Regions from separate parts of the Mus musculus genome. Here region 1 is linked to region 2. The links are chromatin contacts, found by POLR2A ChIA-PET in ENCODE. All regions are on one chromosome and are shown on one strand. The core of a region is the stretch at or near the end of the contact, and the rest is flanking DNA. Distances in the headings are between cores, read along the strand shown.

Region 1 (6,215 bases), core at 1,946-4,445, 68 kb after region 2:
TGTCCTCCTCTCCGGGGAAGATGAGTGAATGTGAAAACTCATTTAGGGGCAAGGTGCTCTGTTTATTTTTGCTGGATTCTCCAGTAAAGAATTCTGGCAGGCCGGGCGTGGTGGCGCACGCCTTTAATCCCAGAACTCCGGAGGCAGAGACAGGCGGATTTCTGAGTTCGAGCCAGCCTGGTCTACAAAGTGAGTTCCAGGACAGCCAGAGCTATACAGAGAAACCCTGTCTCGAAAAATCACCAAAAAAAAAAAAAAAAGAATTCTGTCAGACCAAAGATTCATGGTTCTGAAGCCAGAGTGAGCATCCCCTCCCAAGTCACTCCCCCCGAAGCCTCTAAAAGTCCCTAATGGGGTAGTCGGGGCCCAGACCTAAAATGGATTTGATAATCTAAATTAAGCGAGGCATGATAGGGTACTTTTTGTAATCTCAGCACTAGGGAGGCTGAGGCAAGAGGCTGCTGAGTTCCAGGTCAGCCCGAGTTCCACAGTGAGACAAGAGTCTGCCCTGTGCCCAGCGCTGACCTGCCTGGCAGGCAGTACTGTGCTTTCCCTGTTAGCCTCAGTGAAAGTCGCCCCAGAGCAGTTCCTCCAGCCTTTCCACCAGAGGTCAGGCTCCAAAACACTGGGTAAGGGCCACTGGATGAACCAGTTCTGCTGTCAGCCCCGCTCCCCATAGTCCCAGTACACATCCGGGTAGGAAGAGCCCCAGCGGTGCTTTTAGGGATTAAGTCTTGGGTCACTCACTGGCTTAAGGTGTACTCTAGCCTGAAGCCAACCTTAAGCCCAGGGCCATGCTGTGGGGTCCTCGAGTGTTCCCCAGTTGCCACCCCTAAACATCAGTGGTCACACTACACAGGTTTCTGTCCTAGGTCACTGAGGAAAACTGTGCAGTCCTGTTAACTGTTGGGAGGGATCAGAGCAGCACTACCTTAGTTGTTTCAAAGCGGTCCTGGGTTTCAGTTCCATTCCTCGTACAAGTCTAGAAATCTTGAACGAACAAGGCTTCTCACCTACCTACTCTCAGTTCCCCCTTCTAAAATAGGATAACAACATAACTCATGGTGGTACGTCCGGCACTGACGGGAGTGACATAAGCTAAGAACACAGGAAGCGCCTGGCATGGCGGTGTCCCTCACACCCTTGGTTCCTCACTTCACTTCCCCTCTCTGGACTCACGCTCCTGTCCAGAGAGGTGGAGCAGGCTAGAAGTAGATGCCGGGACTGTGGCTGGCCTCAGGCCCGGAGGGCGGCGGCTACACGCCCTCCTTCCGATGCGGGGCGGTGGCTGCGGGGGCGCCAGCGGGCATCCTAGGAATGCGGCTGCGCCGCTCGGGATGGGTGAAGTCCGTCGGACCCCTCCACGCGCGGATTCCCCTCATTCCAGCCGCTTGACGCGGCGGGGCGGGACGGGGCGGGGCAGGGCGGGCACTGCGGCCTCGAAGCCCCTCCCCTTTCAGTGCGCTCCTCCCACCAAGACTCCTCTGGCTGGAGAGGGAGCTCAATGAGGCCGCGGTAGGGGGAGGGGAGCGAGCCCATGCTAGTGCTGGGGACTCCAAGCTCTCCCACCTCAGGTCTTCTAATGCTCTGGGGTGGACTGAAGGTCGTATCCTCTCTATGCTTTTAAACCTGGGGGCATCGTAAAGGGCGCTCCCCTTTGCCCTGTCTTTCACCCATCTTCCACCTGCAGCACCCATTCCCCTGGCCCGCTCCAAAGGGCTTCGTTCCCCAGCTGGCGCCGCACACCACCCCCACCCCCGGGTTGTGGCTCGAGCTGTTGTTCACGAAGTAATGAACCATCCTTCCCCTTGAGGCCGCAAGGCAGCACCTGTCGCAGACTCACCTCCTCCCCAGGGAGTCCCCGTCCAAGGGGTGGGGCGCTTTGGTGCTTTGGGTTCTTACTCCCCCTATCCTCCCTAGACCAAGTGTATACCCTCGGTATATGCTTCAGGTTCCTTACAAAGGGCGAGGAATAGATAAGGCACTTGAGAACCCTTTGCAAATGGTAGATATAGGGGCGGACGCTTTCTTCACTAGACAAGAAGATTGGACTCTCCCCCAAGTCCCTCAGTGCGTGTAGAATGAAAGAGGAAGAGGGTAGTAGTGGTGTTGATGGCTTGGTCAGTGCTTCATTTCAGGCAACCCAACAATTCTGGCAAGTATCAGCCAATCGGCCTCTTAAGGCACTTACTCATGATCATCATCCTGCTAGTAAGCAAAGGCCAGGCTGGTTTTGTTGTTGTTGTTTTGTTTTACCGTAGACATCCATATGCCACAAGAGGTGGCAACTGACCCAAAGTCCACTCCACTCCTCTCACACACTCTTCTCGGGCCTAAAAAGGGCTGATGTCGTCAGAGAACCAGCGAGGGTGCTGGACAGACAAGGAAGACAGCTGATGGCCTGTGTTCAGGGAAGAGCGGAGATCCAGAGGGAAGAGAAAGAAGGGAAGAGAGGAGAGGAGCCCATGGGGCAGGGCACTGAGTCCGGAGGATATTCAGGCTGGAACATAAGGTTATTGGCTGCACACGTAGGAAAGTCAGAAGGGTGCTGCCTACTCGGCAAACAGGCTTCTTTAGGGGTCATGCTGGGTCAAAAAGGGCACCCTGCTCTGACCCTAGGATTTGTTTCTTAGCTAGGGAAGAGATCTTTCAAGAGATGTTTCTCTTCTGGCTCTCTTGGCACAAGTTTGTAATCTTAGTACTCAGGAGGCTGAGGCAGGAGGCATCTTGAGTTCCAGGCCAGATTGGGCTCCGTAAAGAGACCCTGTCTCAAACAATTTCTTTTCTAAGGATTTAAAGAATGGAGCCAGTCCTTTGGGAGTGTGTATGGGGGTGGACAGTGTCCCGTACAGAGGCTCCGCCTGTCCCGGGGCGCCGGCCGTATTTGGACATTTCGTTCTATTTTTAACTTTCCCGGGACTCGAGGTTGGGGGTGGGGAGAGAAATCCTGCTTCCCCGGTGACCCACGGGCTTCAGCCCTCGTCTCGCGCGGGGTGTCCAGCCCCGTGCTGTAGACACGAGCCCGGAAGTGAGTTCCGGAGCTGTGTAGACGCGGCGGCCGCGCGGGTTCCGGGCCCCACCCTGGAACTAACGACGTTCCTCCTGGAAAACCTGACTCAGGCGGAGCCCGCGGCACGCAGGAGGCCCCGCCCCTCGCGCGCCCCCTCTTAGGTCCCGAACCCCCTCCCACCCAGCCCGGCCAGGCCGGCTGCAGTGGGTCCTAGGGTCGGGACTCCGAGCCCCCTGAGCCAAGGGGCCTGCAAGGGGCGGTGCAGGGGGCGGGCTGGCCCCTCCCTCGGTTACGCCGCGGCCGAGTACAGACCAAGAGGCGCGGGCAGCGGAGCGGGGCGCCGGGTCCGGCAGGATGCGCTACCGGGCATCGGTGAGCATGGGCGCGGGCAGGTTTGGGGTCCAGGGTATCTCTCGGTGGCCCGCGGCGCTCCAGGGCCGGCCTTGAAGCGGGCGCGGCCCAGGAATTTCGGTGGAAGATGTCCCTGAAAGTTGCTAGAACAGGAGGCCGAGGCGGAGAGGGCTGCAGAACGCTCGAACCCAGGACCATGTGGTCGCCCCTGGTGATGGCTAAGACCCCTCCCACTTGAGGACCAGGGGGCGTTGGCTGCGGTGGTGTTTGGCAGCAGCTTCGGGCTGGGTGGGTCAGGGGTGGGCAGGTCTGAGGGAGACAGGCCCTGGACTTGAGGGGTGACGGAGAAGCAGAGAACTGAGCAACTAGGGCTAGAAACCAGGGTCAGGGGAGACTTGGTGACCTCCCTGGAATTTACAGCGGCTCCCAGTACCTTCCTCTTCCTTGACACCCCCCTACCCCAGCATTTTCTAGATCTGCAGGCCCTCTTTGAAAGGAAAGCTCTGCTTAAGACGCGGCTTGAGGGTCTAGCTAAGCCTGTACCTGCCCCACCCTTGGGTGGCAGCTGGGTTTCCCCTGGGAGAACCCTCCACCTCCTGAGGCTTCTCAACGGTGGAGGAGCTGCGGGAGGAGGGGGGGCGGGGGGGGAAGCCTAGCAGCTGGAGAGGAGGGAGTGGCTCCAGTTGAGGGAGGGCAGGCCACCCGCTTCTGGGGTGGGCATCAAGTCCAGCTGAGGTGGTGGCCCATGGGGAAACCCTCTCCTAGGACGTGAGCTCTGGCTTGATCCCTAAACAACTTCTACTTCTGGGAATTTGGGGTGGATGGGAGTTGGAGAGATGGCCCCTCCCTGTCTGCAGAATTCCCTCTGAACCGTTTGTCCTCCAAAGCACCTGTAACACGTAGCTGGGATTTGAGGTCACCTGAACTAACCCACTCCTGTTCTCTGAAGAGGAAGCAGTCCTGAGAAAGGAGGAGGTTTGTCCAAGGTCAACACCAGCATTCTTTCTGCCGTTCCTAGGAGCTCCTTGTCATGTCCCACCTTCCTCAACTCAAAATGCCGCTGCCCTGGATTCCATGCAGTCGTTCAGTGTCTGCTGGGCCCTTTGTGCTCCTATGGGCTGTGTGCATGGTCCATATGTCCCATAGGGTCTCTTATCTGCATTCCAGCATCCTGCAACCCAGCCATATGTCCGGAACATGTTCTGTAGCCTGTGTCCAAAGTGTCCCTGCCTTCTACATCCTGCAGGCAGGGTAGGAAACGAGACTTTAACCTGCAGACTCTGACAGCGTCTTGTGGCTGGTTCCTCACAGGCCCTGGGCAGTGACGGGGTTCGAGTGACCATGGAGAGCGCCTTGACTGCCCGAGACCGGGTAGGGGTGCAGGACTTTGTCCTGCTGGAGAATTTCACCAGTGAGGCTGCCTTCATTGAGAACCTCCGGCGGCGGTTCCGGGAGAACCTCATTTATGTGAGTGCCATGAGCACGGCTGGGCCCAAGGACCTAGGGGAAGGTGGCAGCAGGAACCTTCAGGAAAAGCCTCTGACCCTTCTCCCCCACCCCCCCAACCCCCAGACCTACATCGGTCCTGTCCTAGTCTCTGTCAATCCCTACCGAGACCTACAGATCTACAGCCGGCAGCATATGGAACGCTACCGTGGTGTCAGTTTCTATGAAGTACCACCTCATTTGTAAGTGATTCCCTTGCCTTTCCAGGAGTGACCTACCCTGTCCTCTTGCAAGATGACCCCATCCAAACCCCACTTTGAAATGATTCCCTGACCCCTGGGTGACTCACTGGTCACTACTGAGAGGAATCCCATGGTTGTTCACCTATGGTCACCTCAGTTCTCATTAGTTGAACTCTGAGTTCTGTCCACCAACCAGGACCCTCAGCTCCTGAGCTCAGTTCCCATCCTGAAGTATTCCTTTAACTATCTTAACATGGCCCACCTGTGAGGACTCCCAGCCTCATTCAAGTACCCAGCTTCCCCATGGCTGGCACCTCACTTGGAGTGATCCTCAGCTGGGCAGGTGTACCCTGTGAGGGCTTCCCACCTGTCCACCCCCTTCTCCATCTTCCAGGTTATAACCCCCATATTTTACAAGAGTGGTTCCCGTCAGGTATAGGTGGGGTACCACTCTGGGAACTCCCTGACAAATCTCTGCCCCAGGTTTGCAGTGGCTGACACTGTATACCGGGCACTTCGTACTGAGCGTCGGGACCAGGCAGTGATGATTTCTGGAGAGAGTGGGGCAGGCAAGACAGAGGCCACCAAGAGACTGCTCCAGTTCTATGCAGAGACCTGCCCAGCCCCTGAACGGGGTGGCGCAGTGCGAGACCGCCTGTTGCAGAGCAACCCCGTGTTAGAGGTGAGGAGACTGCAGCATCTGAGGAGAGGGGTAGACAAGACAATGCCAGGCTTCCCTCACATTCCTGTCCCCGACTCCCCACCTTCAGGCCTTTGGGAATGCCAAGACTCTCCGCAACGATAACTCCAGCCGGTTTGGAAAGTACATGGATGTGCAGTTTGACTTCAAGGTACCTGTGGGTATAATAAGGAAGGGGTGGGTTAGCCATTCAGTGATTCAATATTTGTTGAGTGCCTACTACGTGCCAGGCACTCTTCCAGGTGCTGCTCTGGGAGCAGTGAAATCTAACAAATCTTGCCTCCTGGAGTGATAGGTGAATTATTACAGAAACATAATAATTAAGGCCTTAGCAGAAAATAAAACGAGGTAACAACTTCCTTTTTAATTAGATAGTCTCGATTTGCAGTCCAGATTGCCCTTAAATTCCTGGCTGTTCTGCCTCTTCTTCCTGAGTAACTGGGTTTACGGGAGCATACCACCACAG
Region 2 (5,934 bases), core at 2,851-5,350:
TGAAACTAACTCTGTAGACCAGGCTGGCCTTGAACTCAGAGATCTGCCTGCCTCTGCCTCCCGAGGGCATGCACCACCACTGTCTGGCTACTTCCTTGAATCTTAACCAGCACTGACCCTCCTGTCATCCATGGTTACCTCTGTCACAGACTACTTTAAGTTGATACATGTGAGCAAGAGCACCAGGAGTGGCAGAGCTGTGACCCTCACGCTTTTCTGATGGTTGTGCCTGTGAAAGGGGGTGGGGTTTTGTGTGTGTATGTATTTGTTTTATTTATTATTCTGTGTATTTGTTTATTTTTTGGTATTTGTTGGGTTTTTGTTGTTTATTTAAGACAGATTTTTTTTTTCCTATGTAGCCCTGGTTGTCCTAGAACTCGCTGTGTAGAGCAGGCTGCCTCTTGACTCAGGGATTTGTCTGCCTCTGCCTCTCTCCTGAGTGATATAACTAAAGGTGTGTGTCACCATGCCTGGCATTTATATTTATTTATTTATTTATTTATTTATTTATTTATTTATTTATTTATTTGGTTTTTTTGAGACAGGGTTTCTCTGTATAGCCCTGGCTGTCCTGGAACTCACTGTGTAGACCAGGCTGACCTCGAACTCAGAAATCTGCCTGCCTCTGCCTCTCGAGTGCTGGGATTAAAGGCGTGCGCCACCACACCTGGCTCTTTTTTTTTTTTTAAAGATTGTTTTTATTATTTTAAAGTGATGTACACGTGTCTGTTTTTGTGTGTGGGCAAGTGCAGGAGCAGCAGGAGGCCAGAGGCATCAGACCCCCGTGAGGCTGTAGTTTCAGGTGCTAACTGCATGATAGGATGCTTCAGTCTTCTCAAAGAGTGGTGTGCACTCTTGACTGAGCTAAGCCATCTCTCCAGCCTTTTGGTTTTGGTTTTCTTTAGGTTTTGTTTTTTTTTTGGACAGGGTCTTGTGTAACCCAGGCTAGCTTCAAACTGAATGACTAGCTGTGGATGACACACTCACACTCTCTCTCTCTTTTTAAAGAATTATTTATTTACTTTATGTATATGAGTACACTTTTAGCTGTCTTCAGACATCTGAGGGCATTGCATCGGATCCCATTACAGTTGATTGTGAGCCACCACGTGGTTGCTGAGAATTGAACTCTGGAAGAGCAGTCATTGCTTTTAGTCACTGAACCATCTCTTCAGCCCTGACCTTAAACTCTTCAACTTCCTGCCTCTATCTCAGAAGTTTTGGGATTACAGGCATGAGCTATTAGGCCTGATTTATGTGGTACTGGGAGTCAAACTCGGGACTTCGCAGGTGCTGGGCAAGCATTCTACTGAGTCCCAGGCAAGCATTTTGCTAGAGGAACTACATCTCTAGCCTTGATGTTTTGTGGTTTTAGTTCCCCCAGTGTCTAGCACAGCCCTCCAATCTCATGCTTTTGCCTTAGCCCACTGACTAGCAGCAATTCCCCTCCCTAAATATCACTGTTAATGTTGCCCCGGGGGTCATTCAACCAATTCAGCTTCCAAAGTCACACTGGTCTCTTCTAAAAGCCACTTTGGTAAGTTTATATTGAGCTTCCCTCCATTCAGCAAGGGAGGGATCTTGTTTGCTTGGTCATCCCTTATGTTTTAAGTGTCTAGAAAAGCACCCAAGACAGGGCCAGGTGCTCAATCAATATTTATTGAATGAATGAATAAATGTAGTCTCCCAAACTAGCCTGCAAGTTCCCAGGAGGGCGGGATCTGGTTACTTCCTGGAGAGAGCCAGCATTTTCTAGAGAACCATCCATTGACACCATGGAGGAGAGAGAGCCCTGTGCTGGAGGGCCAAGGCCGGAGCACCAGCGGCCAGCCCACTTCTTCAAGCCTGCCTTCCTTTCAGAGTCTTTGCCTTGGATTTTTGTAGTTCTCCTTGCTCTCCTAGAGTTTGATGAATGAATGACCAATAGATAGAACACTTAGAGCAGTCCTGGTCACTGGTCACAGCTGGGTGACAGACAGTATGGCCTCCTACTCCCCAAGTCCTTTCTGAGCCACTATCTCGGGTAGTTCTCTCACATTGCACCCAGGTATCCTTCAGGTACCCCTCTCGGTGAGTACCCCTGTTTGCCAGCCACTTTGCTGTGTCTGAGTGCTATTCACTCAGGCTCCCGGGCCTGCTTTTCTTCCTCCCTTGCTCTCACCCTGTTGCCCTCTTGGCCAATTGGCCAACAAGTCCTGTTTTGCTTTGCTTTGTTTTGTTTTTCCCCTATCCTGAATGCTCCCCGGATTTCTGCCACTACCTCTTCCCTAGTCTCCCTGCCTACATTTGGCCCCATCCAGCCCTCTCTTCTTCCCTTCCTGACCCCACCATTCAGGGAGAAACCGTCTCATGCATCTCATAGCACTCCTGAAACCCCTGGATGCCCTCCCCTGGCCTGCAGCCCACACTATCATCAGCCACGGAGGAACCTATTCCTTCCTAGCTCTTCAGCCTCCAGACTCAATGTTCCCGTTACGTTACTTCTGCTAGTCCGGAGCTCCTCAGTTGTTTCATCAGCTTTACGTGAGCTGGGGTCATCTGTGAAGAGGGAACCTCAGTTGAGAAAACCTTCCCATCAGATTTGCCTTTAGGTAAGCCTGTGGGGCCTTTTTTAGATTAACGGTTGCTATGGGAGGGCTCAGTTCACCCTGGCAGGTACAGTGCCTGGCCAGGTGGTCCTGGGTTGTACAAGAAAGCAGGTTGAGCAAGCCAGTTCAGCAGCTTTCCTCCGTAGCCTCTGCTTCAGTTCCTGCCTTCGGGTTCCTGTAATGTTTTTCCTTGCTAATGGACTCTAGTCTCAAAGTCGTAATAAACCCTTTTCTCCCCAAGTTACCTTTGGTCATGGTCTTTATCACAGCAACAGAAAACCACACTAGGACAAGTCCCTGAATGCAGCCTGTTCCTGACTCCGGCCCTTACGTGTGTCCTTTCTGCTGTGCATGGTCTTCCCCAGCATCTTGTGGATCTCTGGGATGCCGTCCCTCAAGGGACTCCTCACATACACCAGGTGCTGTCCAGTGTGATCCCATCAAACACAACTTCCACCTCCCACCCGTACCCCAAAGCCTGCTGCCAAGCTACCGTTTTCTTCTCTTTCTGGGATTCTGGGATTGAACCTAGGGCCTCCTGCATACGAGGCAAGTGCTCTGACGAGCCACATCCCAACCCTCTCTTCAGCTTTTATGAGACAGCAACTTACTAAGTTTTTCAGGCAGGCTTTGAACGTTCCATCCTTCTGCCTCAGCTCCCAGACAGCTAGGAATTCCCAGACAGCTAGCCTGTACCACTAGCTCTGGCAGCCCCTTTCCTTCCAAGTGCCTGCTACCCCAGCCATCACCTGCCTCCCCTCCATTTGATTACCAGCTCCCTAGGGGCAAGATAGTGCCAGCCTTCTTCTCTCTATTCAGGATATCACAGGCTCTGGTACACAGCAGCCCCACAGCCAATGGTTAGTGGGTGGATGAGAAGACACTAAGATTTTATGTTAGAATCTCAGCTCTACCCAGCACTCAGGAGCCAGAGGCAGGTGGATCTTTGTGAGTTCGAGGCCAACCTGGTCTACAGCGCAAGTTCCAGGACAGCCAGAGCTATATAGTGAGTTCCTGTCTGAAAAAAAGAAAAAAAAAAAATCAAATCTCAGCTACATCATGAAAACACTGTGATGAGCAAATCTAACTTATGCAGCCTTCTTGCCTGTAAACGAGGGCAGTAACAGTATCTTTCTGGTGGAGATGTGGAGTCACGTATTTAGAGGAAGTATATACACACTTGTTTGGTTTTGGTTTCTTGGTGAATCCAAATTAGGCAAGTGCTTCGTGGTTGAACTAAATCTCAAACTCCCTCATTTTATTTTTGACATGCTTGGCTCTCAGTACACCCACCAGCGAAGTCCAAGCATATAGGCACAGTAGCTCCTGATGCAGAAGAGTATTCATACCAAACATGTCTCTTTACCTCTTGACTACCAAACCAGACCTGGGCCCAGATGCTGACACGGACCCGGAGCCACGGCCCATTTAAGGGTGGAGGGGTGGACCCGGGAAGGCCCCGCCCCGCGTGAGGTCAACGCGCACTGCTGCGTCTGACGCTTTGGTTGCCGCAGAGACGCCCCGCCCCCGCGTGGCGCTGCGGAACCGGAGCTCCGGGCGGCGTCGGCAGAGGCGCGGGAGGTGGTGAGGCCAGGGCAGGGCGACAGGAGCCCGCGCGGCGACCGCAGCGAGAGCAGCGGGGACAGAGCAGACCACGACGAAGGCGCACAGGCAGCGGGGCCGGGCCGGGCCACCGGGAGAGCGGCCACCGGGTAGCGGGCGGGAGGCCGGGCTGGCAGCTGGCAGCCGCCGAGCCGCGAAGCGACATGGTGCTGCTCAAGGAGTAGTGAGTGTCGGGTCGGCTGTGCGGAAGCGAGGCGGAAGGGAGGGTCGGGATGACGGCGGCGAAGGCAGATCGCCTGCCGGGGGATGGAGAACACCGGATGGGGCTGTTGGGCCGCTTAGCAGGGGCGGAGAGGACAGCGGGGGCTGGACGGGGCCTGAGGTGGGGCCGGAGGGGCCCGAAGGGGCCAGAGGGTGACAGACAGCACCTGAGGTGGGATCGAATAGGTCGGAGAGGAGGCTGAGAACCGGTGCGGGCCGGTCAGGGCCTGAGGAGGGGTCAAGGGGATAGGGAGATCCAGAGGAGACATTAGGAGGGGCATGGGGAATGGAGAGCGCTGGATGTGGTGTGGCCCTATGGTGGACGCTGTGGGATGAAGGAGCAGGCAGAACTGCCTGAAGGACCGAGGAGTTGTGTAAGGGACCAAGGAGCAGTGGGACAAGGGCAGGCAGCGCCGGTGAGTTGACTGACGCTGGGGAGGGGTTTGAGGCTGAGCTGTACCAAGGGGCAGGGAAGATCAGATAAGGTAGCTCTTGGAATGGAGTTGAGGTGGTGGGGAGGGGTGTTGAGGCGGAACCTGGGGCATGGACAGTGGCTGCCTGAGGCAGCAGAGGAAAAGGGATTGTAATAATTGGTTGCAGAAAAAAGGACTTCAGTCAAAGCCACGCTTGGGTGATGGGATGGGCAAAAGAGTATAGGGGACTGGATGACAGGGTGGGGATGGCATGGTACCCAAGTAGGTGCAGAAGAGGAGGCTTTTGCAAGAAGTTCAGCATGCCTGCTTAGGACTTGGCAACACTTGAATGAAGAGTCTAGAAAATACTGGGCAGGTTCTAAAGTGATGTGAAGGAGTGTGGGTAAGAGAGAAGGGCATTAAGTTAGCAGGGCCCAGGACCGTCCAGGAAGATGATTAAGAATGAATGTGCCTGCTAATGGAAGTGGTGGGGACCAAGACAAGGCTATCCAAGCCTACAGGATGCTGGATGGTGCTGTTTGGAGGAATTGAGGTCCCATAAATGTTTTGGGGGGTGTGGAGCTGTTGATATGGGGGATGGGCAGGGCTTGCAAGGAGATAGATGTTTGTTTGCTCCTGGCTGTCGGGGTGGAGCGGAGGGTGTATTTTGATTGACAGTATGACCTACTCCTGAGGATCATGGTTCTGAGTGGACATCCCAGGGCTTTCTGCTCTCCTCCAGGAGAAATTGGATGTGTGCATAGCCTTTATGGTGTCGATAAGCTTTCCTAGAGGGATGGGCAAGTGGGGCAGCATTGGGCCCTAAGCTACCCAAGTTCAGAAATGGGATATGTCCAAGTAGAGAGAAACTTGGGAAACTCTTATGGCCAAGTGTGCAGAGGGCACTTTGTCTCTCCCCCCCAGGGTTTTCTCCTTGGAGGTGATGAGATGTTGAAGACACAGTGTAGTTTGAATGGCACACAGAAGAGAGCCCGGTGTCATCCTACCTTGACTCTCGAGAACATTTGGAGGCCCCAGTCTTGAGAGCAGCTAATCCAGCCAGAGCCCAGAGCTTCCTGTGGTGAAGAGCAAGAACGCTTGGGTGCCAG

The links. ChIA-PET counts read pairs that join two places held with the same protein, here RNA polymerase II (POLR2A).
Region 1: POLR2A ChIA-PET joins it to region 2 with 11 read pairs in embryonic stem cell. The contact joins the promoter of Myo1c here to the promoter of Pitpna in region 2. POLR2A ChIA-PET finds 5 or more read pairs at or near these places in 2 of 5 experiments (Patski and embryonic stem cell).

Annotation. Positions count from the first base shown.
Region 1 is chr11:75,652,820-75,659,034 of GRCm38, forward strand. It overlaps Myo1c (myosin IC), which reads left to right and starts at 3,196. Exons shown (of 32, transcript NM_001080775.1): 1 at 3,196-3,382; 2 at 4,673-4,828; 3 at 4,934-5,049; 4 at 5,533-5,731; 5 at 5,820-5,900. The coding sequence starts at 3,365.
Region 2 is chr11:75,583,979-75,589,912 of GRCm38, forward strand. Pitpna (phosphatidylinositol transfer protein, alpha) reads left to right here and starts at 4,101. Exons shown (of 12, transcript NM_008850.2): 1 at 4,101-4,374. The coding sequence starts at 4,355.